Linked DNA regions of Homo sapiens: all the other regions are linked to region 1. The links are chromatin loops, found by intact Hi-C in ENCODE. Cell type or tissue: K562. All regions are shown on one strand. Links, peaks and the distances in the headings refer to the core of each region. The heading gives the core; the rest is flanking DNA. Region 1 has its middle 76 kb from the start of MIR3122. Region 2 has its middle 70 kb from the start of LINC02608. Region 3 has its middle 83 kb from the start of LINC02608.

Region 1 (10,927 bases), core at 1,907-9,906:
AGTGTACCAGGCCCTGTGATAGGCAACACGCAGATGAATGACGTGGTTCTTGCCCTGAAAGACACCTGTAACTGTCCCTGTCTTCAACATTCTCAGGCTAAAAATGATGTTGTTAGAAAAAGAGTCTGCAGCTGGTGAGAGGACTGGTTGCGGGAAAACACCTTTTTCACAGCCACAGTGAGGTTTCTTTGCCTGCTTTGATAAGTAGATAGCAGTGTGCCATCTGGCAGAGAACTAGGGTAGGATTCTTTACCTGACCTGAAAGAAATGCACAGACATGAAGCAGGTATAACAGAAGTGAGATATAGGCCAGGCGCAGTGGCTCACGCCGATAATGCCGGCACTTTGGGAGGCCAAGGCAGGTGGATCACTTGAGGTCAGGAGGTCGAGACTAGTCTGGCCAAAATGGTGAAACCCTGCCTCTACTAAAAATACAAAAGTTAGCCAGGCATGGTGGTGCACACCTGTAATCCCATCTTCTTGGGAGGCTGAGGCAGGAGAATTGCTTGAACCTGGGAGGTGGAGGTTGTAGTGAGCTGAGATCGCTCCACTGCACTTCAGCCTGGGCGACAGAGCAAGACTCCATCTTAAAAAAAAGTGAGATATAATTTCTGTCCTCACAGAGCTTGGAGTCTGTGGTAAGCAGAATAATGGCTCCTGGAGACGTACACATTCTTATCCTCAGATGCTATGACTTTGCTATGCTACATGGCAAGGGGGAATTTAGATTATAAGCAGAACTAAGGTTGCTAATTAACTGACTTTGAAATAGGGAGATTGGCTGAGTGTGGTGGCTCATACTTGTAATCATAGCACTTTGGGAGGCTGAGGTGGGAGGATCCCGCGAGGTCAGGAGTTCCGTGACCAGCTAGGCAACATAGTGAGACCTCGTTTCTGCAAATTTTTTTAAAAAAATTAACCAGGCATGGTGGCACGTGCCTGTAGTCCCACTTACTTGAGAGGCTGAGATGGGAGGATTGCTTGAGCTCAGGAGGTCAAGGCTTCAGTGAGCCGTAATTGTGCCACAAGCACTCCAGCCTGGGCGATAGAGTGAGACCCTGCCTCAAAAAAAAAAAAAAAAAAAAAAAAAATCAGGAGATTATCCTGGATTATCCAGGCGGGCCCAGTGGGATCACAGGATCCTTAAACATGGAAGTTCAGTGTTAAAATGATGTGATATGAGAAAGACTTGATCAGCCACTGATGGCTTTGAAGATGGCCAGGGAACCTAGGAACAAGGGCAGTCTCTAAAGGCCAGAAAAGGCAAGAAAAGTTTCTCCCCTAGAGCCTCCAGAAGGAACACCTGACACCATGATTTTAGCCCAGTGAGAATCATTTCAGACTTCTGACCTCTAGAACTATAGAACATTAAATGTATACTTTCTAATCCACTGACTTTGTGGTAACTTCTCATAGTAGCAATAGGAAATAAATACAGTCCAACTGGAAATATGGGAATTAAAGAAGGGATTACAATTCCAAGTGATGTGTGCAGGGACATGAGAAGTAGGGAATGCTGTGGGGATCCCCAGAAGTTCCCTCCCGCCGTGGGCACGGTGGTGGAAGAGTCAGCCAATGCGTTCTGGAGGAAGAGGGCTTGGTACCCTCAGGAGAAGGAAAGGAGCCAGGCAGGAAATCTACTGGAACTGTGTGAGGAGGGCAATGACCTGATCCGTCCAAAGAGCTGTGGGAGGACCTGGGCTCTGAGTGAGGCAGGTGTGCAGAGCTATCTGGGTTGGTTCACCTGGGTTGGCTCCTCTGCCTGAAGTTCCTCCCACATGAAGAAGAATTTGGCTAGAGTTCAAAATGTCAATGGTGGATGAATAAATTGGCATAGTCATACAATGAAATGCAGTAAGTCTTTACAACTTCCCCGGTAGGTTCTTGGAAACTGAGACTTTAGGTGAAACCAATTTTACCATAGGCTAATGGGTATAAACAAGAGTTAAGTTCCTTCGGCATATTTCTGGTCGCAGAAACAGCTTCTAAATAAAGACAAAAACACTTCTAATATGAAATGTTTAAATAAATGTGAGCTACATATAAGTACATTTAAGGAAGATTAATAAAATCAAGTACGATCACTATTTACCCGCTTATTCCAGTTCAGGATCTCTGGTTGCCAGAGCCCATCCCGGCAGCTTGGGGTACAAGGCAGGAACCCATCCTGGCCAGGACACCATCCTATCGCAGGACACACTCACACACACACCCACTCTCACTCAGACTGGGACCATTGAGGCACACCAATGAGCATCACGGGTACAGCTTTGGGATGTGGGAGGAAACCGGAATACCCGGAGAAAACCACGCAGACATGGGGGAAACATGCAAATTCCACACAGACAGCAGCCCCAGCAGGGAATCCATTTTATTCTCATCAATGTTATAATGAAACAACAACATTGTTTGAAGATCTGCCGTATTACACTTCAATTAAAAAGTAAATAAAAATATTATTTTGGCCTAGGGTGGTGGCTCATGACTGTAATCTCAGCACTTGGGAGGCCAAGGTGGACGGATAATTTGAGGTCGGGAGTTCAAGACCAGCCTGGCCAACATGCGGAAACCCATCTCTACTAAAAATAAAAAAAAAATGAGCACGGCGTGGTGGCGCACGCCTGTGGTCCAAGCTACTCGAGGGGCTGAGGCAGGAGAATCACCTGAACCCAGGAGGCAAAGGTTGTAGTGAGCCAAGATTTTGCCACTGCACTCCAGCCTGGGCAACAGAGTGAGACTCTATCTCAATAAATAAATAAATAAATAAATAAATAAATAAATAAATAATATTATTTTACAGAAAAGTGTAAAAGGCACAAACTCTTGACCCAGAAATTTTCACTGCTAGAATTTGCCTTCCACATGTGCTCTCACAGGGGTTCAAGGGAATGAGGAAGGAGGCTCCCTGCTGAATTCTTTGTAATAGTTAAAAACTAAGGGCCAGGCAAGGTGGCTCACGCCTGTAATCCCAGAACTTTGGGAGGCCGAGGTGGGTGGATCGCTTGAGCCCAAGAGTTTGAGACCAGCCTGGGCAACCTGGCAAAACCCCGTCTCTACTAAAAATACAAAAATTAGCTGGGCCTAGTGGCAGGCCCCTGTAATCCCACCTATTCCGGAGGCTGAGGCACAAGAATCACTTGAAACTGGGAGGCAGAGGTTGCAGAGGTCATGCCACTGCACTTCAGCCTGGGAGAGAGCAAGCCTCCATAAAAAAAAAAAAACAAAAAAAAAACTAGGAATAACTATTCATAAATAGATGATTTAGTTACAGTTGACGTATCTGTGATACGCCATTCCATGAAACTTACTAAAAGCAAAAAGGCAGATTCATTTTGCCTGATAAATAGAGTGACTATGAGATTTATCCAAACCAGGATTCTTTTGAGAGTGGGAAGGGATTCTACTGATAATTACACTGGGACAAAAACTGTAAACCAGGACTGGCCCAGGCAAACTGGGACATATGATCATACTACTGATAAAGAGTGATCGCCAAAGAAGATTTTTAGGTGAAGAAAGCAAGATGTATAACAGTATGTATAGCATGATTCTGTATGTGTTGTGTTGTGTTGTTTTGTTTTGTTTTGTTTTTACAGAAAAGATACATTCTTATATATGCATACATACTTTTTATAAAAATGTACAAGGAGCTGCTTACCATGGTCTTATCTGAGGAAGAGAACAATTCTACACTAGGCATTTATATTTATTTTACACTGGGTACTTAAATTACTTTTATTACATGGGGTAATAAAATGTGTATTAGTCAGCTTGGGCTGCCATAACAAGATACAACAGACTGGGTGGCTTAAACAACAGAACAATTTTCTCAGAGTTCTAGAGTTTGGAAGTCTGAGGTTAGGGTGCCAGTATGGTTTTCTGGTGAGGGCTCTCTTCCTGGCTTACAGACAGCCACCTTCTTGCTGTGTCTTCACATGGCAGAGAGAGAGAGAAAGATTTCTCTCTCTCCCTTCTTCTTATAAGGCCACCAATCCTGTCCAATTAGAACCCCACCCTCTGACTTAATTTAATCTTAATCTCCTCCTAAGAGCCCTATCTCAAAGTGCAGTCACATTGGGAATTAGATCTTCAACATATGAATTTTAGGGGGACACAATTCAGTCCATAACATTCCCTAGGAAAGCTGATGACATAATTGTAGTCCAAAAGCTGGCAGGCTCAAGGCTCAAGACTCAATAAAAGCCAATATTTCAATTCAAGTCCAAAAGCAGGAAAAGATTGATGCTCCAGTTCAAGCAGCCAAACAAGAGGCATTCCCTCTGACTTGCAAGAGGGTCAGCCTTTTTGTTCTATTCAGGCCTTTTATTAATTAAACAAGGACCACCTGCATGATGGAGGGTAGCCTACTCGACTCAGTGTACTGACTCAAATGTTAATCTCATCCAGAAACACCCTCACAAACAAACCCAGAATAATATTCAACCAAATATCTGGGCACCCCATGGCCCATTCAAGTTGACCCATAAAATTAATCATCACAAAATAGAAATTTGAATAGGTGCAAATATTATTTTCAGGTTTTCTTTTCTTTTCTGTCTTTTTTTTTTTTTTTTAAGACTGAGTCTTGCTCTGTTGCCCAGGCTGGAACGCAGTGCCACAATCTCACCTCACTGCAACCTCCACCTCCTGGGTTCAAGCGATTCTCATGCCTCAGCCTCCTAAGTAGCTGGGATTACAGGTGTGCACCAACTCACCCAGCTAATTTTTGTATTTTTAGTAGAGATGAGCTTTCACCATATTGCCCAGGCTGGTCTCGAACTCCTGACCTCAAGTGCTCCACCCACCTTGGCCTCCCAAATTGCTGGGATTACATGTTTGAGGCACCCTTCCTGGCCACATATATTATTTTCATAATAAAAAAATGCAAATTTAAATAAAGTCATGGAAAGTCAAATACACTTTCATTTAGCAGTGTGCCCCAATCTTTCTCTGTTTCATAGGTTGGCTTCCTTGCCAATCTTTCCCCTCTTAATCCCAGCCTCATCTCCTCACACACCACCCAGTATGAATTGCAGCAGTTGCAACAGGAGGTGATGGGAAAAATATAGTAAATAAATAAACAGCTCGACCTCACAGATGATAAAAATCTCCCCAGGTTTCCAACTGGGACAATTAAAAAAGTAGAGGCTAAAACTTCCAGGGAAAGGTATCTTTAAAGCTACAAACTCTTCACTCAGGTTGTCCATTTTTAGAAAATATTTTTCCTCTATATTCTAAATACTACTGCAGGACAGTAAATTCTTTCTCCCACTCCTTCTTTCCTTCTGCACTGAAAAGGGAGCACATTTTAAAGCTTTTCTCCTTTAGATGATAAGTTCCTTCCAAGAAGAGAAGGGTTGAATTTTAGGTCATATGTCCACCTACTTCCTGAAAGGAGGTCACTTCCTTAGCCCTTATTATGTCCCTGCCTGAGAGCAAGGGAGAGGGACTGTTTCTTGGCTTGGTGGTTTGGTCAAACTGCCTTAGAGGGATCAAATTTGTCTGAAGACCTATTGATGTCCATGGATTTTTTTTTTTTTTAAACCTTGAAACCTCTCTCAAGGAAAAGGAGGGGATAGAAACACCCAGATCAAAGGACAGAGAGGGTGGAGGTAGTTTGACTATTTCTATTTCCCTGAATAACTTTTTAATAGGAAGAATCCCTGTCAGACTCATTATGTTTCTGGCGTTTCCCTACTCCTCATGATCACTTAACATTTCTGGCCTCAAAGAGCTTTCCCTCACAATGAGGGGCAGGAGGTGGAGGGTGGAGGTAATAGCACCAGTAAGTGGTTGAGCTAGGGTTTGACCAAGTCTGTCCTCCTCAAAAGCTTGAGAGATCACACATCTGGCCCATACCAGTTCATTCTCTCTTCTCCTTTTTTTTAACCCCCCTTTTTTAGAGACAGGGTCTGTCCGTTGCCCAAGCTGGAGTACAGTGGTGCGATCATGGTTAACTGCAGCCTGGAACTCCTGGGCTCAAGCAATCCTCTCATCTCAGCCTCCTGAGTAGCTAAGACTATAGGAGTGTGCTACCACACCCAGGTAATTTTTATTTTTTAGAGACAAGGCCTTGCTATGTTGGCCAGGCTGGTCTCAAACTCCAGCCTCCAGTGATCCTCCTGCCTCGGCCTCCCAAAGTGTTCAGATTACAGGCATGAGCCATTGCACCTCGCCCCCTCTTCTCCTCATGAGAATTCAGTATTCCTCCCTTCATGCCTTTCCTCAGCTCCTGTGTGTCCCTGCACCTTCTGCCCTCCACACCCTATTCCCATCCTCCCATTCCAACTTCCTTCCAAATACCATTCATTTTTCAGGGTAAACCAGTTCTATCTCTTATTCTTTCATGAAGATTTCCCTGAGCATTGATGTTATCCTAAAAAGATAGTGGGTTTTAAAAACTACTTTAAAAGATGTGCAAAAGATGTTTATTTTTATCATTCATAATAGTAAAGTCATTGACTAGCTGTGGCTCACAAGCAAGCTCCTGGTTGAGCCCAGTGGCAGGGAGCCTCTTGTAGAAGCATTGGATTCTCCAAGCTATTTTTCCAAACTGTGACCTGGAACAGCAGTAGGCAGGGAGCAAACAGCCCGATGGACCCAGTAGCTCTTCACTCAGGGTGAAAGCCAAGCCAGTCATGACTGGCCTGATAGCAGAAGGTACCAGGAGAGAACAGGCTGCAGTTTGCACATCAAATCCCAAGCTGTTTTGCCAGAAATACAAAGGAGTCATTTTCTAAGAGGAAGTCAGCTCTTCCCGCTGCTTATCTGGGGCTACCAAAACAACTGTTGGTTGATTTATCAGGGCACAGGGGATGGTGTGGTTTCAGAACAGAACCTGGACATTCATCCAGCCTGCTTCTCTAATTAGAGCATTCTGGCCTTTACCACCCAAACCCATGGGTTCCCATTTCCAGCTGTGTTAGTGGAAAGAGAATCGGAGCTTGAGTCAGATCGTCATAAAATGTTAAGAGATAGAAGAAAATCAACAGGAATATTTGTCAGTCTTCCAAAAAATGAAAATAAGGACAAAGTAGTCTCTTTTTATTTTTAGAATAAACTGAATAAAACAAACGGAATTTATTTAATTTAAAAGATGAGCTCTTAATTTTGATATCATGGTCTTCCTTGTTCTTAATATTAAAATGGCATTTCTTTTGTGCAGTGATGTTGATCATAGATGGTAGCTGATTTTTAAAGCTCTCTCTCTTTTTTTATTTTTTTTGAGATGGAGCCTCGCTCTTATCTCCCAGGCTGGAGTGCAGTGGCGTGATCTCGGCTCACTGCAACCTCCGCCTCCCGGGTCCAAGCGATTCTCCTGCCTCAGCCTTCCGAGTAGCTGGGATTACAGGCACCCACCACCACGCCCAGATAATTTTTGTATTTTTGGTAGAGACAAGGTTTCACCATGTTGGCCAGGCTGGTGGCAAACTTCTGACCTCAGGTGATCCACCCACCTCGGCCTTCCAAAGTGCTGGGATTACAGGCATGAGCCACTGTGCCTGGCCTAAAGCTCTTTGTAAAGAAAGTAATGACTAAACCCCCTCTCTACTAAAAATACAAAAATTAGCCAGGCGTGGTGGCCTGCACCTGTAGTCCCAGCTACTCAGGAGGCTGAGGCAGGAGAATCACTGGAGCCTGGAAGGCGGAGGTTGCAGTGAGCCCAGATGGTGCCACTGTACTCCAGCCTGGGTGACAGAGTGAGACTCCGTCTCAAAAAAAATAAAAAATAAAATAAAATAATAACTATACTTGAAATCACAAAGTTTGGATACTATAGGTTTAGGTAACTCACTAAAGACCATATACATCTAGTCAGGAACAAAGCTAGATTTGAATTTCTGTTACTAGTTGTATTCTTCTAAGCCACAGAGATACTAAAGGTATGATTGGGGTAAGTGATTTTATATCCTGAGCTTCATATTTTGCTTCCGTAAAATGGGGGATCATGAAATCTGCCCTGTGTCACCAAGTAATCACGAGGCTAAAATGAGATAATGGAGATGAAAGTTTTACAGTAGGTAGCCGAACAGACATGAGCAGGCAGAACTGTCCCCCACCCCCACCAGGAAAGTCAGGTGATCATCAGGTGATGGTCAGGCAGGTGTTAAGCTGTCTCTCTCAGATGATAATTGGTCGCAGCCGCACCAGGTAAGGGCAGTCTCCCAATAGAAATACCTGAAACTGGTGATCAGCAGCTTCCTGATAAGATCTCAGGAGGTGGGTGAGTGGGCTCAAGCATGAGCACTAAGAGTTAAATTGACGGAGTTTTTTTTTTTTGTTTTTTTTGAGAGGGAGTCTCGCTCTGTCACCCAGGCTGGAGTGCAGTGGTGTGATCTGGGCTCACGGCAACCCCCGCCTCCCAGGTTCGAGCAATTCTCTTGCCTCAGCCTCCAGAGTGGCTGGGACTATAGGAAACCGCCACCATGTCTGGCTAATTTTTTTTTTTTTTTTTTTTTTTTTTTTGAGACGGAGTCTCGCTCTATTGCCAGGCTAGGGTGCAATGGCTTGATCTCTGCTCACTGCAACCTCCGACTCCCTGGTTCAAGCTATTCTCCTGCCTCAGCCTCCTGAGTAGCTGGGATTATAGGCACACACCACTGCGCCTGGCTAATTTTTGTATTTTTTAGTAGAGACGGGGTTTCACCATGTTGGCCAGGATGGTCGCGATCTCCTGACCTCGTGATCCACCCACCTCTGCCTCCCAAAGTGCTGGGATTACAGGAGTGAGCCACTGCGCCTGGCCTATTTTTTTATTTATTATGTATTTATTTATTTAAAAAAATTTTTTTTTGAGACAGAGTCTCGCTCTGTCGCCCAGGCTGGAGTGCAGTGGTGTGATCTCAGCTCACTGCAAGCTCCGCCTCCCAGGTTTACGCCATTCTCCTGCCTCAGCCTCCCGAGTAGCTGGGACTACAGGCACCTGCCACCACGCCTGGCTAGTTTTTTGTATTTTTAGTAGAGAAGGGGTTTCACCATGTTAGCCAGGAGGGTCTCGATCTCCTGACCTCGTGATCTGCCCACTTCGGCCTCCCAAAGTGCTGGGATTACAGGCGTGAGCCACCGTGCCTGGCCAATTTTTTTTTTATTTTTAGTAGAGACAGGGTTTCACCATGTTGGGCAGGCTGGTCTTGAACTCCTGATCTCAGGTGATCCACCTGCCTCGGCCTCCCAAAGTGCTGGGATTATAGGCGTGAGCCACTACACCTAGCCAAAATGGCAAAGTTCAACTGGCATATGATCTTTCTCTGGGAACACTTGATTGGTAAGGGAAGAATGCTCAAGTGAACATGTGTTTAGCTCCAGTAAACACACTACACATGCGGCCCTCCCAAGTGCTAGCAGGCCACTACACATGCAGACAGCCACCCCAAAGGAAGAATCAGGGGCAAGGTCCCCAGAAGCATGCCAAGGTATAAAATCCCAAGTCAAAGGTCAAACCATGCACTTGGATCTCTCAAGTCACCCGCTTGGCCCTCTTCCAAGTGTACTTCCTTTTGTTTCTGCTCTGAAACTTTTTTATTTATTTTTTATTTATTTATTTTTTTTGAGATGGAGTCTCGCTCTGTTGCCCAGGCTGGAGTACAGTGGCATGATCTCGGCTCAGGGCAAGCTCCACCTCCTGGGTTCACGCCATTCTCCTGCATCAGCCTCTGGAGTAGCTGGGACTACAGGTGCCCGCCACCATGCCCAGCTAATTTTTTTGTCTTTTTAGTAGAGACGGGGTTTCACTGTGTTAGCCAGGATGGTCTCTATCTCCTGACCTCGTGATCCACCCACCTCGGCCTCCCAAAGTGCTGGGATTACAGGCGTGAGCCTCTGCGCCCGGTCTCTGCTCTGAAACTTAAACTTTCACTCCTATGCTAAAACTTGCCTCAGTTTCTCCCTCTGCCTTACGCCCGTTGGTGGAACTCTTTCTGAGGAGGCAAGAATTGAGGTTGCTGCAGACCTGTACAGATTAGCCGTTGCTAACAAAACGATTTTGAGAAGTAAAGTTTTTACATTGTACAAGAGCTTGGTGTGATTATTATATGTCAGTCCATCCATTTTTGAGGCTCCCGCTGTGTGCAGATTATTTGTTTTGAAGGCTCTGTTAGTTTCCTAGGGATCTCCAAACAAAGTTCCACAAACCAGATGACTTAAAGCATCAGAGATGTATTCTCTCAGAGTTCTGGAGGCTAGAAGGTGTTGGCAGGGCCATACTCCCTTAGAAGAATGTAGCGGATACTTCCTTGCCTTGTCCTAGCTTCTGGTGGCCTCAGGCATGTTATGGCTCTAATCTCTGCCTGTGTCTTCAGGGGTTGCCTTCTCCCTGTGTGTCTACCTGTTCTCTCTTTTTTTTTTTTTTTTTTGAGACGGAGTCTTGCTCTGTCGCCCAGGCTGGAGTGCAGTGGCACAATCTCGGCTCACTGCAAGCTCCACCTCCCGGACTCAAGCAATTCTCCTGTCTCAGCCTCCCGAGTTGCTGGGATTACAGGCACACGCCACCACACCTGGCTAATTTTTTTGTATTTTTAGTAGAGACAGGGTTTCACCATATTGGTCAGGCTGGTCTCGAACTCCTGACCTCAGGTGATCCACCCGCCTCGGCCTCCCAAAGAACAGCCCTGCCTGTTCTTTTTATAAGGACACTGGTTGTACTGGATTATGGGGCCCACCCTACTCCAATATGACCTCATCTTAACTTGAATTCATCTGCAATGCCCCTATTCCCAGATAAGTTCACATTCTGAGGTACTAGAGGTTAGGACTTCAACATATCTTGTTGGGGGAATATATTTTAACCCATAACAAAGATGAGGTAAATTTTAAGTTGCATTTTAATTAACACCACATGCTCTGACTTTAAGGAAAACAAATTTCTCCCTACCCTTCTAAGAAGAAACACTGTAGGCTGGGTTCGGTGGCTCACGCCTGTAATCCCAGC
Region 2 (10,927 bases), core at 1,696-9,695, 61 kb before region 1:
ACCTCTAAAAGCCATTCACCATCCCTAGACATCCTGACAAGTCTGAGATGCTGGTGGTGACTAGAGATATGGAAACAATTCCCACTGCCTTTGCTTGTCTCTGAAATGCAAACGAGACATGTGTTGGTAGAGTATTATCTTGTAGGACAACTCCCTGGGGCCTCCTAGACTCGGCCACCCATTGCACAGGGCCAGTTTCACAAAGGCAGGCATGTAACCTGTGGAGTCACACAGGTCTCTGTGCTTTGAAGGGCCCTGTGCTTGGTTCGATGCACCGCTATTGCCATCTTGAAATTCCTAATAATTTTTGAACAAGGGCTCTGAGACTTTTATCTTGCACTGGGCCCTGTAAATTAGGTCCTGCCTATGCTTGTATGTTGTCCATTAGATTCATCGTGATTTCCTTTCTGTTGCCCTCCCTCTCTTGCCCACAGGAATCAGCCTCTTATAATCTCTGTAAATTCTTGACATTCTTAGGTGTTAGGAGAGCATGCAGGTCAACTCCAGTTCTTAAGAGTCTCTTATTCTAATCTGTTTCTTCTGAAGCTGATTAGGAATTTTTTTTCATAAGATCTTAGGCATCTGATACTCACACCATCCCTCCCACCCTCTCACTGTGTTGACTTCATTCCTCCTGCTTCTGATCTTTCAGCTCCCTGCCAATCCAGGAGCGAGATAAAGACTGCGAGGGCTGAGGCTGGTTGTTGGTAAAGAAAGCCCCAGCTGAAAGAGAACGTCCAAAGTCTAGATTTAAAGAGATTTAAGAGATATTAAATTAATGTGAGGATCTTGTTTAGATTCTGATTCAAAGAAACCAACTGTAAAAAGACATTTTTTTAGACAATCAAGAAATTTTGAATATGAACTGGGTGTTAAAGAATGTTGACAAATTATGCTTTATTTTGTTGGGTATGAAAAGGTGTTGTGGTTACATAAGAAAATGCCCTTATTTCTTTTAGATATCTGTATTGAAGTATTTCGGAGTGTTATAACATGGTATCTAGGATTTGCTCTAAAATGCTTCAGGAGAAAAAAAAACTTAGGGTTGGGAGGGAGAGACATGGAACAAATGTGACAAAGTATTGATGTTTTTTGAAGTTGGTGATGGAATTTCTTAAACTCTTTTCTTTGTGTAGGTTTGGAAGTTTTCATAATAAATAGTTAAAAGCAAAAGAGCAGAGGAGTGACAGACAGAGCATCCAAACCACAATGTTTCCAGAAGAGTAGAAGCAGATGTTTACCGTTGTTCTGTTTCAGTGGCTCAGAGGAATCTCTCTGGTCTCTAAATGAGCTGTTTTTTGCATGTGTGGATGACACAACTTTGCAGTTTCCTCTGAAACATAACCTCCTGGAGCTGTTTCAATAACAGTAGGACTGGCTCCACTGAACCGTCTCCCCTTACTCTCCTGCCTACTTTCTCTTATGATAAAGAGCTTATGAGGATATGAGTAGAATAGGAACTACAGAGGAGCAAACTCATGACCTTAATATATTAGCCTCCTTACAAACTGCCTCTAAGTCCTGCTCCTCCTCTAAATCCTTGCCTCGAAATCTTGCTCCTCCTCTGGACCTCACTCAAATGCTACCCTCTATGACCTTCTGTGACCACCTGATCTATCCTGATCCCTTCTTCCCAATCTCCATGGCATTTGCAGCCCAGCATCTGGTATTTCACCCTCTATTTGGTTCTGAGTTGTTCTCAATCATTTTGTACAACTCAGTCTTCACTCCCCACCAGGTTGCAGTTTTCCATATCTGCTACTCCAACCTGTTTTTAAACAGGCCTATTCCATGCTGAGCACATTGCAGGCCATTCATTCATAGGTTCATCCATTTATTCCTCCAATTCTGAGCACTTACTCCATGCTAGACATTGTATTAGATGCTGGCAATTCAGCAGTGAACAAGATAGACCCAGTCTCTGCCCTGGAGCTCCTTTGGTTGAGGTTGAAAGAGAGAGAGACTGATATTAAACAAATAATTGTACAACAAAGTAATTCATGACAGTGGTGGTACGTGCTGTAAATACAGCATCTGTGGTGCCCTGAGTGTGTAGAACAGGAGACCTGGCCTGGTCTGAAGAGTCAGGAAAGGCTCCCTAAGGAAGTGACTTTAGGAAGGGACTTAAAGGAAATATAATAATTAGCCTGGCACGGAGAGGGGAGGAGCATTCCAGGCAGAGCAAACAGCACGGGAAAGGCTCCTGGGGGAAGTAGCCTGGCATGCCACAAGAAGTTAAGTTTTACGGCATGCAGAGACCATAGTTGAAAATGAGCATACTTTTTGAATTGAGATGAATTTTGAGATTTCTAAGCACACTAGAAGCTGGATTCTTATTATCAGCTAAGTTAGGTTGTTACAGTAATACCCTCCAATTTATCTTGTCTCTCTGCATGCATGCTCCTTTGCAATGTGATTTTGCCCCGCTTCTCAAAAAGCAGTAGAGTCTGTTTCTCTACCTGCTGAATTTGGGCTTGGCTATATGACCTTCTTTGGCCAACGGGATGATAGCAAATGTCATGCAAGCAGAGGCTCTTGCTTGTGGGAACCCTTCTGGCACCATGTCAACAAGCTGTTCCTGGTAGCACTACACGGAAAGAAGCTCCAGCCCTACCCACAGTCCTGGGATTCCACATGAGGCCAGACATATGAGTGGGGCCCTCCTAGACCATCCAGCCCCAACCAAACAAGTTCAGACCAGAAGAATCACCCAACTAGCCACAGAATCAACTAGAATAAACATGTGTTATTGTTATAAACTGAATGCTCTAGGCTTTCCAAAATTCATATATTGAAATCCTACCCCCTAATGTGACAATAGTAGGAGATGTGATATTTGGGAGGTAATTAGGATTAGATGAGGTCTTGAGGGTGAAGCCCTCATGAATGGGATTAGTGTCTCCATAAAATATGCCCAAGGGAGTTCATTCCTCCCTTCTACAAGGTAAGGACACAACTAGAAGGCACCGTCTATGAACCAGAAACCCCTCACCAGACACCAAATCTGCTGGTGCCTGATCATGCACTTCCTAGCTTCCAGAACTGTGAGAAATACATTGTTGTTTAAGCCACCCAGTTTATGATTTTTCATTATAGCAGCCCAAGCTCACTAAGACAGTTTTTTTTTTTTTATTCAGATGGAGTCTCGCTCTGTTGCCCAGGCTGGAGTGCAATGGCATGATCTCAGCTCACTGCAAGCTCCGCCTCCTGGGTTCACGCCATTCTCCTGCCTCAGCCTCCCGAGTAGCTGGGACTACAGGCATCCACCACCACACCCGGCTAATTTTTTGTATTTTTTAGTAGAGACAGGGTTTCACTGTATTAGTCAGGATGGTCTTGATCTTCTGACCTCGTGATCCACCTGCCTCGGCCTCCCAAAGTGCTGGGATTACAGGCGTGAGCCATGCACCCAGTCCATTTTAGAGACTTACATAAACAAACTGTGGTACAGTCATGACAAAATACCATATTGCAATTAAACTGGATGAATTCAATATTTACATGTCAAATGGATATTCTCAAAAACATCAGGTGACTGTACATAAAACAAAATTATCTTCTCTATTTCTATGTGTCTATCCAACTAGTCCAAGTAAAAAACGTGGAGGCCAGGTGCGGCGGCTCACACCTCTAATCCCAGCACTTTGGGGGGCTGAGGCAGGCGGATCACGAGGTCAGGAGATCAAGACCATCCTAGCTAACACTGTGAAACCCCGTCTCTACTAAAAATACAAAAACAAAATTAGCCGGGCATGGTGGCCGTCACCTGTAGTCCCAGCTACTCGGCAGGCTGAGGCAGAAGAATGGTGTGAACCCGGGAGGTGGAGCTTGCAGTGAGCCGAGATCGTGCTGCTGCACTCCAGCCTGGGTGACAGAGCAAGACTCCATCTCATATAAATAAATAAATAAATAAGTAAGTAAATAAACATTAAAAAAAAACCATGGAGCAGATGGAAACTCACCCAGCTCATTGTATTAGTTTCCTATTGCTGCTGTAACAAATCAGCATAAATTTAATAGCTGGAAACAACACAGAAGTCTACAGTTGGTAAGCAGGGCTGTGTTCCTTCTGGAGGATCTAAAGGAGAATACTTGCCTTTTCCAGCTTCTAGAGGCTGCCTGCATTTCTTAGCTCTTGGATGCATCTTACCAGCCTCTGCTTCATCATCACCGACCTCATGCAACATTGTGTCATCTCTTTCTCTGCCTCTGACCTCCTGCCTCCCTCCAATAAATGCCCTTGTGATTATATTGGGTCCAGCTGGCTAACCCGAATAATCTCCCCCATCTCAAAATCCTTAATTACATCTGCAAAATCTCTTTTGCCATGGCAACATATTTACAGGCTCCAGGGGTTGGTAAGTGAACATCTTTTGGGTGGGGGAGTTGGGGGCAGGCATTAGTCAGTCATGGTAGCGTTTAACTGAAGAGAGAAGGAGGAAAATAGGATTAGAGTGATGAACTAAGAGAACTTCATCTGCCAGGTTTTCTTTACTTTAAAAAAACTTATCGGCTGGGTGCAATGGCTGGGTGCAATGGCTCACGCCTGTAATCCCAACACTTTTGGAGGCCGAGGCAGGCGGATCACCTGATGTCAGGAGTTCAAGACCAGCCTGATCAACATGGAGAAACCCCATCTCTACTAAAAATACAAAATTAGCCGGGCATGGCAGCATATGCCTGTAATCCCAGCCACTCGGGAGGCTGAGGCAGGAGAATCGCTTGAACCCGGGAGGCGGAAGTTGTGGTGAGCCGAGATTGCGCCACTGCACTCCAGCCTGGGCAACAAGAGTGAAACTCCATCTCAAACAAACAAACAAACAAAAACTTATCTTAACCAGGTATGGTGGTGTGGGCCTGTAATCCCTGCTGCTCGGGAGGGTGAGGAAGGAGAATCGCTTGTACCCGGGTGGCAGAGGTTGCAGTGAGCCAAGATCATGCCATGGCACTCAAGCCTGGGCGACAGAGCAAGACCCTGTCTCAAAAAAAATAATAAAAGAATAAAAAAGTTATCTGAGACAAATATGTCAAATTGTCATTTTATGATTATGGGTGGTGTTAGAAACAAACTGCCCCCAAAAGCTTCTTGGTACTGCCGACACTCCCCTTCAAACCTCTCCGTGCTGCCCACCTCTCCCGCTAATGCTCTGCAACTCTTCTCCTTCCCCCAAGTCACTTTACATTTCTAAGCCCTTATCTAGGCACCGCGGTGAAGCCAGCAGATTTCACTTACCAGACCTTGCTGTAATAAGCAAACTCCAATTACAAACCATCCAGACAGCAAAGGGGGAGGTTATGGGAAGCATAAACAAACTTTACCTACACCCTCCTGTAATAAACGTCACAAGGTGATATGTGGCAAAATTAACCAGCAAACAACCTTGGGATGTGGCCACACCAAAGAACTCCCTCAAACTCCCCTCCCCAATATAAACCCCTCATTCTGTAAGCTTGGGGCTGCTTCCTCTCTGACTGTTAAGTGGGCAGCCAGTAGGTTAATAAACTTCCTCACTTAACCTTGGGTCTCTTTCTTGTACTTTCTCTCCGCTAACCTTACAGGTGGTAGGTATGAGTTATATTATTCCCTGTACCATTCACTATCTTTTTTTTGTTGTTGTTTGTTTTTTTTCAGAATTCCAAAGAAGATAGAAATGGAGTTAGGAAGGAGATTTTTGCCCTCCTGGCTCTTGTCTTCCTTCTCCACTTCAAGGTATGTTGTGCTACTGTGTGAATCCACAGGGAGGAATCAGACTTTCTTTTTGATAAAGACAGAGCAAGACCTTTGTGTTTTAGATCTACAATGCCTTAGAGAGTAGCTAGATCAATGGTTATCAAATTGCCCGAGGAAGCCCCACCTGGGGCCACACTTCAAGAGGCTGCTGTGGCCAAAGATAAGGATTTCAAAGACTCCTCCTGCTCTTACTCCACTCCTTCCATGCTCACCTTCCTTCAATTAAAGCACTTGCCTTTACCTGTTTTTATGTTGAAGTGCCACATAAGATGTTGGCATTTGAAATGATGTTCTGTTGTTTAATATGTAATAGCTCCCCATGTAAAAAGGAGGGGAGGCAAGTCCTTTGAGCTAGATGCCTTGAAGGAAGAAGAGTCTGTACTGAGTCAGGTGCCCCAGTGTGGGAAGGAAGGAGATAAGTCATTACCAAGGGGACAAAGGAAAGCAGAGAAGAGAAATGGGTCTCCTTAGGGTCACCATTTCCCTTCAGAGCCCCTGTGAAGGAGGGTCATATACATAAACTATATACGATGTACATAGTTTAATATGCATGTACATACAAACATACGCACATACACTCAAAACCACTAATCCATTCCAACCTTCACCATTATGAGCCTGAGGAGCCTGGATTGAGACAGATAAAGTGACTTGCCTCATGTTGAGACTACATGAAAGGTGTTACTATCACTTAGTAAATCTCTTTTATTGGTGGGTCAGAGGCCAGGCTGTTGTAAACCCACAGAGGAAAGCCTTGCAATTTTCCAGTAACTGGAATTGTTTTATCTGAAAATATTTCCTGGAGTCATGGATTCTTAGGGCAGGGGTGTGGAACTGAGGAAGGAGGGGGTGTTTCTTGAGGAGGAAAGATCCTTTGTTCATCCTCCTGCCTCAATACGAATAAAGTAACTGCTGAAAAGAGGGCTATCAGGAAGGAGAGGATAACTCATAAATCTTTACATTTTAAAAAATAGCTTTAGAGGCCGGGCTCGGTGGCTCAGGCCTATAATCCCAGCACTTTGGGAAGCCGAGGTGGGCGGATCACCTGAGGTCAGGAATTCGAGACCAGCCTGGCCAACACGGTGAAACCCCTCTCTACTAAAAATACAAAAAAAATTAGCCAGGCATGGTGGCGGGCACCTGTAATCCCAGCTACTCGGGAGGCTGAGGCAGGAGAATCGCTTGAACCCTGGAGGCGGAGGTTGCAGTGAGCAGAGATCATGCTATTGCACTCCAGCCTGGAGGACAAGAGTGCGAGACTCTGTCTCAACAAAAAAAAAAAAAAAAAAAAAAAAAAAAAAAGCTTTAGAAATTCTGATTCCTCAGAGCTCCAGTGGACACAGAGATGTCTGCCCTTTGCCCTCTTTTGTTCTCCCTTGCTTTTGTGAGCGTATATGTGTTTTCTCATTCTGTCTTTCTGAGTATGCTTTTTGTCTGCCTGTCTTTTGGTTTCCTTTCATATTTATTATATTTCATTTGAAGTGAAAGGACAGGGCCGGGAGTCATGCCTCCCCAGGCGTGAGGCGTGTGTGGGCTGTATCCCAGAGGAGATTTTCTTTGCCAATTGTGGAATGAAGACTGTATCAAAGTTCAGAGGATCCGCCAACACAGAAGAGAGAAACACCAGATGCTTGGGGCCTCTAAGCAGAAGGAGCAACCCACCAATCCCAAGATACCTGCTTGGCAACGTAATGTGCTGTGCAATGTGCGGCAAGTTGTGAAGAGCCAGCATCTACTTCTGGAAGCTGTCCATCTGAAGTTTCTGAAAAAATTTTCATCGGCACCTGTCAGATGACTTGATTTCTGAGTTAAGAGCTGCATGAAGATGTGCCTTCAAACCAGTCTTTGTACATCACGTTCAGGTGTCACTGAGAAAAGTGATGACTAACATTTCTTGGACATATACCTGCTGGGTATTAATCTTTATACTGGGCATTTGCTGATGATAGTGGAACCTACGGGTGGCCTACTCAACTTCTATTTCTCCATTCTTCCATTTTAGCTAACAGAACCTCAATTTTGTTCATCTATTGTTTCCTTTTGAAACCCAGAGAAAGGTGACCCCATTCCAATTCCGAAAGTAAGTATTGATTAGTCTAAGCCAGTCATGATATTTCCATCTCCCTTGCCAAGGACTTGTTGAGGAAAGGTCAAATAACAAAACACTGGCCAATGAAGCATGAAGGAAAGTTCTGGAAAAGAAAGATTGTGTGAAAGAGACACAGAAAGAGATGACCTTTCTCTCTGGTTTTTATTTCTAGATGAGATTCCTGAAACTCTTACAGTTATCTTGTTATCAACCTAAGGATGAATGTAACACCTACGGGAGGGCGGAACCGAGTATTCTCCCCTGGAGCCTGAGATATTTCTGGACTTCCTAGCATGTGATATAATAATTTATTATTGTGTTATATCATATTAAGTTGGGGGCTCTGTTACCTGCATCAGAAATCTTCCTCATAGCCATAGGTTGGTTCATTTAATCTTCACTGCTGTCCATGTGGTATCTATCTCCTTTTTATAGGTTAAGAAATGCATTTAAGTTACTACAGCTAGTAAGCAGCAAAGCCCCAAATTCAATCCAGTTCTGAGTTTTAAAAATCCCTAACATGTGGCTGGGTGCGGTGGCTCATGCCTGTAATCCCAGCACTTTGGGAGGCTGAGGTGGGCAGATCACAAGGTCAGGAGTTCGAGATCAGCCTGGCCAACATGGTGAAACTCCATCTCTATTAAAAATACAAAAATTAGCTGGGCGTGGTGGCATGCACCTGTAGTCCCAGCTACTCTGGAGGCTGAGGCAGAAGAATCACTTGAACCCAGGAGGCAGAGGTTGCAGTGAGCTGAGATCGCACCACTGCATTCCAGCCTGCGCGACAGAGCAGTACTCAGTCTTTAAAAAAAAAAAAAATCCCTAACATGTGTGCCTTAGTCCATTTTATGCTGCTATAACAGAATACCACAGGCTGAGTAATTTGTAATGAACAGAAATGTATTTGGCTTACAGTTCTAAAAGCTGGAAAGCCCAAGATTCAGGGGCTGCATCTGGTGAGGGCCTCCTTGCTGCATCGTAACACAGCAGAAGACATCACGTGATGAGAATGAGAGCTCAGACTGGCAGCAGCGAGTCTTTTCACAGTCAGCATTAATCCATTCATGATGGTGGAGCCCTCATGACCTAAACACCCACCATCAGGCTCCACTCCACCTCCCAACACTGTTGCACTGGGAATTCAGTTTCCAGCATACGCTTTTTAGGGGACATATTCAAACCATAGTGATGTCTTCATTTTATATCTGTAGGAGAGTCATGATTTTATCTTTTTTTTTTTTTAGTTTTTTTTTTTTTTTTTTTTTTGATAAGAGTCACTCTGTCACCCAGGATAGAGTGCAGTGGCATGAGTTCGGCTCACTGCAACCTTCGCCTCCTGGGTTCAAGTGATTCTTCTGCCTCAGCCTCCTGAGCAGCTGGGAATACAGGCACGCGCCACCATGCCCGGCTAATTTTTGTATTTTTAGTAGAGATGGGGTTTCACCATATTGGCCAGCCTGGTGTCGAACTCCTGACCTCATGATCCGCCTGCCTTGGCCTCCCAAAGTGCTGGGATTACAGGCATGGGCCACCGCGCCAGGCCAAGTTGTTCTTAAATAAGAAGTATAGGCCAGGCATGGTGGCTCATGCCTGTAATCCCAGCACTTTGAGAGGCCAAGGCAGGCGGATCACCTGAGGTCAGGAGTTTAAGACCAGCCTGGCAAACATGGTGAAACCCTGTCTCTACTAAAAATACAAAAAAAAAAAAAAAAAAATTAGCTGGGAGTGATAGCACACACCTGCAGTCCCAGCTACTAGGGAGGTGAGGCAGGTGGATCACTTGAACCCAGGAGGTGGAGGTTGCAGTGAGTTGCAGTGAGCCGAGATCGCCCCACTGCACTCCATCCTGGGAGACAGAGCGAGACCCTGTCTCAAAAAAAAAAAAAAAAAAAAAGAAGAAGAAGAAGAAGAAGTATAATGAAATGGAATAAAGAGTGGAAAACCTCCTTCCTCCTCAACCCTTGCATAATTGCTAATGACCTGGTATTTCTGGAGTTTGTGTTGGGGAAAAGATGGTGATCAGTAAGAGGTCATCCAGAGCTTATTTTGTCATTCGGAGTATGCTTTTTTTCCTTCTGGGCACAGTCCATGGGCTGTCCTAGAGGCTGCTGTCAAGGTTAGCAGCATGCCTCGTTTTCTTTGGTGCAAGACTACCTGGGTTCAAATTATGGCTCCCCAGCTCCAGTCTGAGAGGCTTGGGGCAAGTTACTTAAACATTCTGTGTCCCAGTGCCCCCATCTGTAAAATGAGGATAACACCAGATCCTACCTGGTAGGATTCTTGTAAAGATTAAATGAGTGAATATATATATATAAATCACTTGGAATAGTGCCTGGCCTATTTGTAAAAGCAAATTTTAGCTGACACTATTATTTTTTTTCCTCCTACAACACCTATTATTAATAGAATAGACACTGATAATTGAAATCACACAGTCTCCATGATCCATATGTTGCTTCGGCAGAGATCGTATTTGGTTAATTCTCAACATTCCTAGAGTTGGTGGCCAGTACCATTGGGTGCAAATGAGGACAGCCCGAAGAAGGGAGCCATTCACAGACTGGCCCGGGGGTGTCCTGAAGCCAAATGAGGATGCCTTCCATGTTACTTCAAACTCTAAAGGATGAAAGGCTCTGGGCTGTTTTCGCAACAGAAGCACCTATGACACCCCCCGGGGTGGGTGCTGTCTATGAATGGCTCCCTTCTTTGAGCTGTCTTCACGCCACTCCTTTTACATCTTGATTATGTACTTCTTGAAACACCTCACACTATGCCTAGGACATAGTAGGTGCCTAATACATTTGAGCTACAACACTATGAACCCACCAAAGAAATCACTTTATGAAAAATAATAGCTGTCATTCACACAGTTCTTTACAGAGCATTTTCCAAAACCTTATTTCTTACATCATCACAGCTTCTTTGATTATAAGGCAGGAAGGGAAAAATCTTATTATATTTTCCAGGATACAAACAAACTGAAGTCCAGAGGGCTTGAGTAAATGGCCCAAGGTTCGTCCAGTTAGTGGAAGTTTGGTCTCTTGAATTCAGGTTTCAGGTTCCAAATCCCAGGTGTTTCACATTGCCTGGGGGAAAAACTGGGAAAC
Region 3 (10,927 bases), core at 1,360-9,359, 49 kb before region 1:
GAGAAAACGCCTTTCCTCTGGTGAAATGAATTACCTGGTGGGAATAACTCACTAATTACAGGACTGAGGTTGATAGGATATTTTGAGACAAACAAAATGTGTGATATTCCCCTCCTCTTCCATCCCAGATCAGATGCCACATTCAGCCAAATCCTATACAGATAGCCAGCCCTGCTGATTCCTGGCATTCACCTCCTACTTCTTTGCTATGTGAGTCTCCCATTTTCCCATACAGTTTTGCTCCCAGGAGTCCACCAGAAATAGTGGATGGGTGAAAATGAATAGCAAAAAGAAAGATTAAGAAGCAACCAACTGTGTTGGGAAGGAGTGATACTGTTTTAGATGGAAATTTGCCTGAAAATAGACCATTCAGTCATGTAGACAGTAATAAGTTGTATGTAAACACCAAACATTCATGCACATTTTATGCAAAAGTTCATGTGCCCTCTGTGATATTTGGAGATGGTGTCAGAACTTCCTAATATAGCCCAGTGGTTAAGAAATAGGTATTGAGGCCGGGTGCGGTGGCTCACGCCTGTAATCCCAGGAGGGTGGATCACCTGAGGTCAGGAGTTCAAGGCCAGCCCGGCCAATATGGTGAAACCCCCATCTCTACTAAAAATACAAAAATTAGCCAGGCGTGGTGGCAGGCGCCTGTAATCTCAGTTACTCAGGAGACTGAGGCAGGAGAATTGCTGGAACCTAGGAGGCGGAGGTTGTGGTGAGCCCAGATCGCACCATCGCACTCGAGCCTGGGTGACAGCAGCGAGACTCCATCTCAAAATTAAAAAAAAAAAAGAAATTGGTATTGAAGTCCATCATACCTGAGTGTTGAGCACTAGCTTTGCTGATTACTAGCTACATGACCTCAGGCAAGTACATGACCTCTCTGCCTGGATTTCCTCCTCTATAAAATGAGAATAGTATAGTACCTGCCTCATGGAGAGCTTAGTTCTCTTAGTGAGAACTAAGCACCATAGACCCTCCTTCACAGGGGCTCTGGAGGGAAATGGTGACCGTAAGGAGAACCATTTCTCTTCTCTGCTTTCCTCTGTCCCCTTGGCAATGACTTATCTCCTTCGCTCCTACATAGGGGCACCTGACTCAGCACAGACTCTTCCTTCAAGGCATCTAGCTCAAAGGACTTGCCTCCCCTCCTTTTACGTGGGGAGCTATGTTCTTGGCTTTGAGATAGATTTCTTAAATTGTCTTCCACAGTCGCAAGTGACTCAGCCGTTGCTTAGGGATTTAATTAACCAACAATAGAAGGCTTGAAAGAGACAAGCCTCTGGGAACTTTCTCCCTTCCCTGGTTGGCTGTGAGTAGGGTGAGAATGAAACAAGGAACCTTCTAGAACCACACTGTCCAATATGGTAGCCACTGGCCATATGTGGCTATCAAGCACCTGAAATGTGGCTGTCTGAATTAAGATGTACTATAAGATACTCAACAGATTTGAAGAGTTCTATGAAAAAAGAATGTAAATATCCCATTAATAATTTTATATATTTATTACAAGTTGAAATGATGATATTTTTGATATATTGATTTTATTTGTTAAAATGTTTCTACTAAGTCCTTTAAAATTAAGTATGGAGCTGTTGAATGGCACTGTTCTAGAGTGTTCATGATTTAATAATGAATTAATAACATATCAACACTTTTTGAAAGTGACTTTAACATAGATTTATGTCTTAGTATGTTTTGTGCTGCTATAATAGAATATCTGACACTGAGTAATTTATAAAGAACAGTAATTTATAAAGAACAGAAATTTATGTTATCACAGTTCTGGAGGTTGGGAAGTCTAAGACCAAGGCACTGGCATCTGGTGAGGGCACTCCTGCTTCATCCTTTCTAGATGGAAGATGGAAGGGAAAAAGTTGGGGGTGGGGGGTGGGGAGAGAGGAAAGAGAAAGAAAGGTGGGAGGAAGAATCTAATCCCATGAGCCCTTTTTATAACAGCATTAGTCCATTCAAAAGGGCTTGAAAGAGACAAGCCTCTGGGGCTAAACACATCCCATTATGCCCCGCCTCCAACACTGTTGCATTGGGGATCAAGTCTCCAGCACATTAATTTCTGTGGCACATATTCTAACCATAGCAATCTACTTTTACCTTTATGAAGTAGCTATTGTTATAAACAATGTTCAGGTAAAGGCAGCAAAGCCACAGTCTATTCAGTGTTTAGACAATCAGCAGGCTTGCTTGCTGGGACAGATCTGAGCTGAGAGAGAACCAGACGGAAGAACACTGACTTAGAGAGCAAAACGTCCGGCTTCTTGGCCTTGCTATACTACTAAATTGCTGTCTGACCTTGGGCAAATTACTGTCCCTCAGATTCTTTACTTAAAAAATGAACAGATAGGCTGATATGGAATTTAAGGGTAGGAAACTAGTAGCCTGTAGGCTAAATAAAGTCAGAGATTTGTCTGTGTGTTTGGGCCACCTTTATTTATTTATTTATTTACTTAGATACTTTTAAGGAGGAGACAAGCACTCTCCTACAGACTGGGGTTCCTACCATTCCCCTCAGGCCCCCACCTACAGTACCAACCTCCAAACCCTGGAGGCATTTGAGTTTGCAACCTTTGGCTGCCAATTTTAAACTCCAGGTGAATATGGAGCAATTGCTGACTTACTTCCACTTATGCTAATGCTGACCATTCAAAGACCTGTCCAGACAGAAAAGGGTCTTAGATGGTAGTTGCCAGTCTACTCCAAGACAAATTTCTGTTTCTCTGTCTAATCCTCTTTTTATATGCTACCATCTTGAATTTCCAACAAAAACAACAGCACCATATCCTCCTGTAGGACCAAGGAATATTAAACTCAAAGGAAACTTAAAAATAATCTATGCAGGGCAAACCTTCCATTTTACAGAGAGGAAACCAACAAAAATTGAGGGCGTATAGTGCTTTTATACTTGCATATGTCAGTGATTTTATCATCTTTTGGAAAGTAAGATAAATAAAATAAAATACAATTATTTTTATGCATATGTGCAATTCTTATACTTATTTGCAATTCCTTCATGTAAAATTTTTTTTACATCCAGGTAGAATTTTTCTTAATAAAAATTCAATGGGATGACTGGTTAGAAAAAAGAAATAGTAGTATAGAACTGCTTCTTTTTCTCTGTGATTAAGCTATATAAAACTCGCAGCAAAAAATAGGTAAATGTAACCCACGCAAGAAAGTAAATAGCAAAAGGATTGTAAAGCTCTGAAAGAAGTCTTTTTGCAGGGATAATAGCAATTTGGATGTAAGCTACTGCTTTTGCATATTAAACACAAGTCTTTGTCTCTGTCACCTCAGTAGTGGGAGAAAGCAAAATCTGATTTGATGGGGGGAAAGGAAAGACCATAAATAAAGCGTGTGTTGTTTCCTGGCGGACAACCTTCCTAATGGCATTTTGCCCAGATGCCCTTTCTTCTTGGCTAAATCCCTTGGCCAGGATAATGGTTGAGACCCTAGAAGCTCAAGAGAGACCAGAAAGTTGATAAATGCCTTCAGGGTCCAGACTTGAGCCAGTTCTGATTCTGTGGCCAGACTGGTCAGTGTTGCTGTTGCATAAACGCAGTCATGGAAGCCCCACATGTGATCTCTTCCTGGAGAAACTCGAGGTCAGTGATGGGAGGCAGCCGCCAGCAGGAGTTAGCTAGTCATGAGTATCCCAGAAGTGTTTGAAGATGGGATCACTGCCGAAAACTATTCCCCAAAATCTCTTGCCATGAGGAAAGTCTAACCCTGGGTGCAAGGAGTAACTCCTTTTATTTTTCCCAGGCATACTGCACATCACAGTCATGACTTCTACACTCAGGAAGCCAGTGCCCCAAAAGGCAAAAAGACAGATCTGTTTCTCGTCCACAGAAATAAAGAAAGGTAAATGCTGGAGATTGCGCTGGAGATTTAAGGAATGATGACAAAATGGCAAAAACCAATCCAATCAACTGAAGTTCAGGAGATGATGAAAATCAATAATAAAATAGCTTGGGAAATATAGGTTTTCCCAACATGCTGCGTTCATTTCCTCCTCTGCTTATATACAATCTCCCTAGCAGTGGGACCTTAATTATCTCCGTTTCTCCAACAATCTACCCATCTTTTAGGATTCATCGAGAATCCTACTTCTCCCACGAAGCTTCCTCTAACCTTCCAACTCACAGGATTTCTGCTTTTACTGTCTGTATTGTTCACTTGCTGATATATTTAAATGTGGCCTCGAACTGCTTTTTAATATAGTTATACTTATGTACCTTACCTTCTCAACTAGACTGTAGGCGCTTCGCAGGCAGAGCTGAGTCACAATGACTAGCTAGCTGAGCACAAGAGCTTTCAAGAGGAGCCTGGAATAGCAAGCTGTCTAGCAGCCAAGGTCCCTAGGCCTCTCCATTTCCCCTTCCCAGCATGCCCTGGGCCTCTCTGCTTCCCTCCCAGCATGCCCTGGGCCCCTCTGCTTTACTTCCTAGCATGCCCTGGGCCTCTCTGCTTCCCTCTCCAGCATGCCCTGGGCCTCTCCATGTTGGCAACTTCTTCTTGGTTCCTTCTTAGCCGGAGAACAGCCTTTCTCTGTGCAACTTCTTTCCTTACCAGAAGGCAAACAGAACCAAAGAGATGTTTATCTTTTTATACAAAAGATAAGGTATGAGAGAAACAATGCATCGTCAACTATGTAGGGAGGTTTAGACAGCAATTATCATTATTCAGATTATTGGAATTTTCTTAGAAAACTAAACCTTTTCCTGAACAGAGCTGAGCCATTAAAAAAAAAAAAAAAAAAAGCAAAACAACAGAACATTCCATAGCTTTCCTTTGGGTGTGGTTACCAGGCATCTGATAATTAAAAAAAAAAAAAAAAAAAAAGGCTGGGCGCAGTGGCTCATGCCTGTAATCCCAGCACTTTGGGAGGCCAAGGCGGGCGGATCACCTGAGGTCATGAGTTCCAGACCAGCCTGACCAACATGGCAAAACCCTGTCTCAACTGAAAATACAAAGATTAGCTGGGTGTGGTGGCACACACCTGTAATCCTGGCTACTCAGAAGGCTGAGGTGGGAGAATTGCTTGAACCCAGGAGGTGGAGGTTGTGGTGAGCTGAGATCGTGCCATTGCATTCCAGCCTGGGTGACAGAGCGAGACTCCATCTCAAAAAAAAAAAAAAAAAAAAGAGAGAGAGAGAGCTATGTATATGTTGTGTTTACACAGTCCACAAATGAAATGCAGGTCGGCCCATAAAACAAGCATTAACAATAAAAATACAGTCTGTACTGAATTGTACACTTAAAAAATGGTTATGATAGTAAATTTATGGTATGTGTATTAGATGAGGAATAAAATGACCATTAAAATTAACCATGGAGTAAAAGTAGGCATTTGTTAAGAAATTAAAATTGTACTTGGAACTCAAATGAAATTGAATGTATAACTAAGTGCTGTATTTACTAGATGTCTGCTTTTATTTACATATTCTCTGCCTCTGAAAAAGAATATGAGGTGGCACTGAGAACAATAATATTATATAGTTGAATGTGTAACTTCAGCTTTTTTCCCTAAGTTAAAATCAGAACGTGCCAAATACATAATATTCTATGCCGACTAATGAGGTAATGAACAAAGGAAGGAAATGGCCAATTCTTGCTGGGTGTCTTTGATGGGTACATCTGCAGAGAAAGTAAAACACTAGAGGTAGACCCTCCCTACTCAAACCCTTTTAAAAAACTTTCCCATTGTTCGTTGCAGCATTTCTCAGGCATATCTGACTTCACAACACTTTTTCTATAAAAAGAAAAATACTAATAGGAGCTCATGAACTACATCATAGCAATGATAATAGATAGCATTCACTGACTGATATTTACATGCCAACACTGTTCTAAGCACTTTATATACATTGCTGCATTTAATCCTTAAGGCAATCTGCAAGGTGGGCATTGTTAATATCCCTCATTTTACAGATGAGGAAATGGAAGGACAGACACAAAGTAAATTGTTCAAAGTCACAAAACTAGTAAGGAGTAAAGTTAGGATTTGAATCAAGGTAGTTTGGCTCCAAAGCCTGGGGGTCTTCACTACTGTTATGGACTTAATGTTTGTTCCCAAATATAGATTTTGTTCCCAAAATTTATATGTTGAAGCCTGAACTCCTATGTGATGTTATTTGGAGATGGGGCCTTTGGAAGGTAATTAGGGTTAGATGAGGTCATTAGGCTGGGGCCCTCATGATGGGATTAGTGCCCTTATAAGAAGAGACCCCTAAGAGCTCTCCCCAAACCCTGCATGTACACTCAAAGAAAAGGTCATGTGAGCACAGTCGGATGGTAGCCAAGAGAAGAGGACTCAATGAAACCTACCTTGTCAGCACCTTCATATCAGTTTTCCCAGGCTCCAGAACTATGAGAAATAAACTTCCATTTAAGCCACCAGCCTACGGTATTTTGCTGTGGCAGCCAAGTGAACTCAAATAACCACTATCCCACACCCTCTTTCTACCAATCACAGAATTTCAGAGAATGGGTGTGTAAATATTTAGTCTACAACAAACCCTGACTAGCATAACCATACATGCTGAAATCACACAACATAATGTGATTGACAAATACTACCCAGTCAGGTGATCAGGGAGAGATGATCAGTGACTGGTAAGTGTTGCCCCCATCCTTAAAGTTCCCACTATGCACAGGCATGGATACTTACTTCACCCACCATGCTTATGTGGACATACCATTTTTTTTTTCTTTTTTTTTTTTTTGAGATAGAGTCTCGCTCTGTCACCCAGGCTGGAGTGCAATGGCATGATCTCAGCTCACTGCAACCTCTGCCTCCCGGGTTCAAGTAATTCTCCTGCCTCAGCCTCCCAAGTAGCTGGGATTACAGGCACCCACCATCAGGACCGGCTAATTTTTGTATTTTTGTAGAGATGGGTTTTCACCATGTTGGCCAGGCTGGTCTTGAACTCCTGACCTCAGATGATCCTCCCTCCTCCGCCTCCCAAAGTGCCAGGATTACAGGCATGAGCCACCACACCCAGCCATAGACACACCATTTCTAAAGGCAAGTGGATACTGTAGGGTAAAAACCATTTAAGTGTATGCAATATCTTTTTAAAAAATAAACATCATTTTTAAGAATAATTTTAGATTTACAGAAAAATTGCAGATAGTATAGAGAGTTCCCACTGGGATACAGTGGTACAGTCACAGCTCACATCTCACTTAGTTTCTGCTATTCTTAATGTGTTACATCAGTATCACACATTGGTTACAATTAATGACTCAACATTGATATATTGTTATTAACTAATGTCCATACTTGCTTTGTATTTCCTTAGGTTTTACCTGATTTTTTTTTTTTCTGTTGCAGGGCTTATCCAGGATGCCACAAGACATTAGTTGTTGTGTCTCCTTAGGCTCTCTCCCACCTTTTTTTTTTTTTTTTTTTTTTTTTTTGAGACGGAGTTTTGCTCTTGTTGCCCAGGCTATGGGGCAATGGCGCAATCTCGGCTCACCACAACCTCTGCCTCCTGGGTTCAAGCGATTCTCCTGACTCAGTCTCCTGAGTAGCTGTGATTACAGGCATGTGAGACCACGCCTGGCTAATTTTGTATTTTTAGTAGTGACGAAGTTTCACCATATTGGTCAGGCTTGTCTTGAACTCCCGACCTTAGGTGATCCGCCTGCCTTGGCCTCCCAAAGTGCTGGTATTACAGGCGTGAGCCACCATGCCCGGCCCCCTCAGGCCCCTTTTAACTATGATGGTTTCTCAGACTTTATTTGTTGCTTTTTGTTTGTTTGCTTTGTTTTGAGTTTTTTTTTTTTTTTTTTGAGACAAAGTCTTGCTCTGTCTCCTAGTCTGGGGTACAGTGGTGCAGTCACAGCTCACTGCAGCCTCATCCTCCCAGGCTCAGGTGATCCTCCCACCTCAGCCTCCCAGCTAATTTTTTTTTTCAAACTTCGTATGGGTTCTCACTATATTTTTGACAACCTTGATTGACAGTTTTGAAGAGTACTGGTCAGGTATTTTGTAGAATGTTTCTCCATTGGGATTTGTCTGATGTTTTCCTTTTTTCTTTTCTTTCTTTTTTTTTTTTTTTTTTTTTGAGATGGAGTTTCGCTCTTGTTGCCCAGGCTGGAGTGCAATGGCGTGATCTTGGCTCACTGCAACTACCTCCCGAGTTCAAGCAGTTCTCCTGCCTTAGCCTCCCAAGTAGCTGAGATTACAGGCTCATGCCACCACCCCCAGCTAATGTTTGTATTTTTAGTAGAGACAGGGTTTCACCATGTTGATCAGGCTGCTCTTGAACTCCTGGCCTCGTGATCTGCCTGCCTCGGCCTCCCAAAGTGCTAGGATTACAGGCATGAGCCACGGCACCCGGCAAAATTAAATTTCCAAGCGAATCCTCCCTAGCACTTCCAATAAATACTGTTGAAGGACAAGCTGGGGTCCCTTGGAGGTAGAGGCCACATGAAACTTTTATTCATCTGCTCACTCATTCATTCAGTAAATGTGAACTGCACCTCTGTGCGAGACCAGCTGTTGCATTAAACACTTTATTTGCATCATAGTGTCATTGGATCTTTTTTTTTTTTTTTTTTTTTGAGACAGAGTCTTGCTCTGTCACCCAGGCTGGAGTGCAGTGGCGCGATCTCGGCTCACTGCAAGCTCCACCTCCTGGGTTCAAGTGATTCTCTTGCCTCAGCCTCTCGAGCAGCTGGGATTACAGGTGCCCGCCACCACACCTGGCTAATTTTTTTGTATTTTTAATGGAGACGGGGTTTCACTATGTTGGCCAGGCTGGTCTCAAACTCCAGACCTCGTGATCCGCCTGCCTCGGCCTTCCAAAATGCTGAAATTACAGGCATGAGCCACTGCACCTGGCCTAATTTTTGTATTTTTAGTAGAGATGGGGTTTCACCATGTTGGCCAGGATGGTCTCCATCTTCTTTTTTTTTTTTTTTTTTTTTTTGAGACGGAGTCTTGCTCTGTCACCCAGGCTGGAGTGCAGTGGTGTGATCTCGGCTCACTGCAAGCTCTGCCTCCTGGGTTCACGCCATTCTCCTGCCTCAGCCTCCCAAGTAGCTGGGACTACAGGTGCCCGCCACCACGCCCGGCTAATTTTTTTTTTTGTATTTTTACTAGAGACGGGGTTTCACCGTGTTAGCCAGGATGGTCTTGATCTCCTGACCTCGTGATCCGCCCGCCTCGGCCTTCCAGTGCTAGGATTACAGGCATGAGCCACTGCGCCCGGCCGATGGTCTCCATCTTCTGACTTTATGATCCAGCTGCCTTGGCCTCCCAAAGTGCTGGGATTACAGGCATGAGCCATGGTGCCCGGCTCTTTTTTTTTTTTTTTTTTTGAGAGACAGAATCTCTCTCTGTTTCCCAGGCTGGAGTGCAGTGGCACGATCTCAGCTCACTGCAACCTCCACCTCTCGGATTCAGGCAATTCCCCTGTCTCAGCCTCCTAAGTAGCTAGGATTACAGGTGCTTGCCACCACACCCAGCTACTTTTTGTATTTTTAGTAGAGACAGGGTTTCACCATATTGGTCAGGCTGGTCTCAAACTCTTAACCTCACATAATCCATCCACTTCTGCCTCCCAAAGTGCTGAGATTACAGGCGTGAGCTACCAAGCCCAGCATAATTTTTGTATTTTTAATAGAGACAGGGTTTCACCATGTTGACCAGGCTGGTCTTGAACTCCTGACCTCAGGGGATCCATCCACCTTGGCCTCCCAAGGTGCTGGGATTACAGGCGTGAGCCACTGTGCTCAGTCTGATGTTTTTCTTGTGTGACTGAGATCATGGGTTTTTTTAACAAGAAGATCACAGAGATAAGGTACTATTTTCATCACATCATTCAAGGGTATATACTGTCAACACAATTTATCACTGTTGATTTTGACCTTAACCACCTCCACTGTAAAGTTACTCCATCTCCTGCTTTTCATACTGTATTCTTTGGAAGGAAGGCGGTACAGTTGACCCTACAACAATGCAGGTTGGGGCGCCGGGTGTGGTGGCTCACGCCTGTAATCCCAGCACTTTGGGAGACCGGGGTGGGTGGATCACCTGAGGTCAGGAGTTTGAGACCAGCCTGACCAACATGGAGAAACCCCGTCTTTACTAAAAATACAAAATTAGCCTGGCATGGTGGCACATGCTTGTAATCCCAGCTACTCCGGAAGGCTGAGGCAGGAGAATCGCTTGAACCTGGGAGGCGGAGCTTGCAGTGAGCCGAGGTCGTGCCATTGTACTCCAGCCTGGGCAACAAGAGAGAAACTCTGTCTCAAAAAAAAAAAAAAAAAAAAAAAAAAAAACAATGCAGGTTGGAACTGCACAGGTCCACTTATACGCAGATTTTTTTTATAAATACAGTCAGCCCTCTGTATCCGCAGGTTCCACATTCACAACCAAATGTGGATGGAAAATACAGTATTGGAGAAATTTGAAACCAGCAGATAGGGAGGGCTGACTTTGTGTATGGCTGAGTTCGTCAGGGCCCACTTTGGGACTTGCGTATGTGTGGATTTTGATATCTGTGGATCTGTGGGTATATTAGGCCATTCTTGTGTTGCTATGAATAAATACCAGAGAGTGGGTAGTTTTTGAAGAAAAGAGGTTTAATTAGCTCACAGTTCTGCAGGTTGTACAGTCATGGCACTGACATTCCTCATCTTCTGGAGAGGCCTTAGGGGCTTTTACTCATGAGAGGCGAAGCAGAAGCAGGGGAATCACATGGTGAAAGGTGGAGCAAGAGAGAGAGTTGGGGTGAGCTGGGGAGGTGCCACACATTTTTAAATGACCAGATCTCATGAGAACTCACTATCACAAAGACAGCACACAAAGACAGCACCAAGCCATGAGGGATCCACCCTCATGATCCAGACACTTCCCACCAGGCCCCACCTCCAGCATTGAGGATTATAA

What was found. Hi-C counts contacts between places; a loop is a spot of excess contacts. Peaks named below come from ENCODE experiments on the same cell type or tissue, not always from the same donor. Only the 100,000 strongest peaks of a DNase experiment are listed, where the experiment ranks them.
Region 2: a loop joins it to region 1, with 2.0 times the contacts of the local background. A loop is called at or near these places in 5 of 110 quality-filtered maps.
Region 3: it touches region 1 in a loop (3-fold over the local background); 3 of 110 quality-filtered maps call a loop at or near these places.

What each region holds. Positions count from the first base shown.
Region 1 is chr1:212,148,247-212,159,173 of GRCh38, reverse strand. No RefSeq gene overlaps it. Among named protein-coding and RNA genes, the nearest start is that of MIR3122, 76 kb to the right of the region's middle. In K562, for the core only: no CTCF peak of the experiment used is centred there; DNase peaks (open chromatin) are centred at 5,413, 5,758 and 6,743; H3K4me3 peaks cover 149 bases.
Region 2 is chr1:212,209,482-212,220,408 of GRCh38, reverse strand. It overlaps a transcript of LINC02608 not described here. Among named protein-coding and RNA genes, the nearest start is that of LINC02608, 70 kb to the left of the region's middle. In K562, for the core only: no CTCF peak of the experiment used is centred there; DNase peaks (open chromatin) are centred at 5,858 and 6,451.
Region 3 is chr1:212,196,294-212,207,220 of GRCh38, reverse strand. No RefSeq gene overlaps it. Among named protein-coding and RNA genes, the nearest start is that of LINC02608, 83 kb to the left of the region's middle. In K562, for the core only: no CTCF peak of the experiment used is centred there; a DNase peak (open chromatin) is centred at 4,410.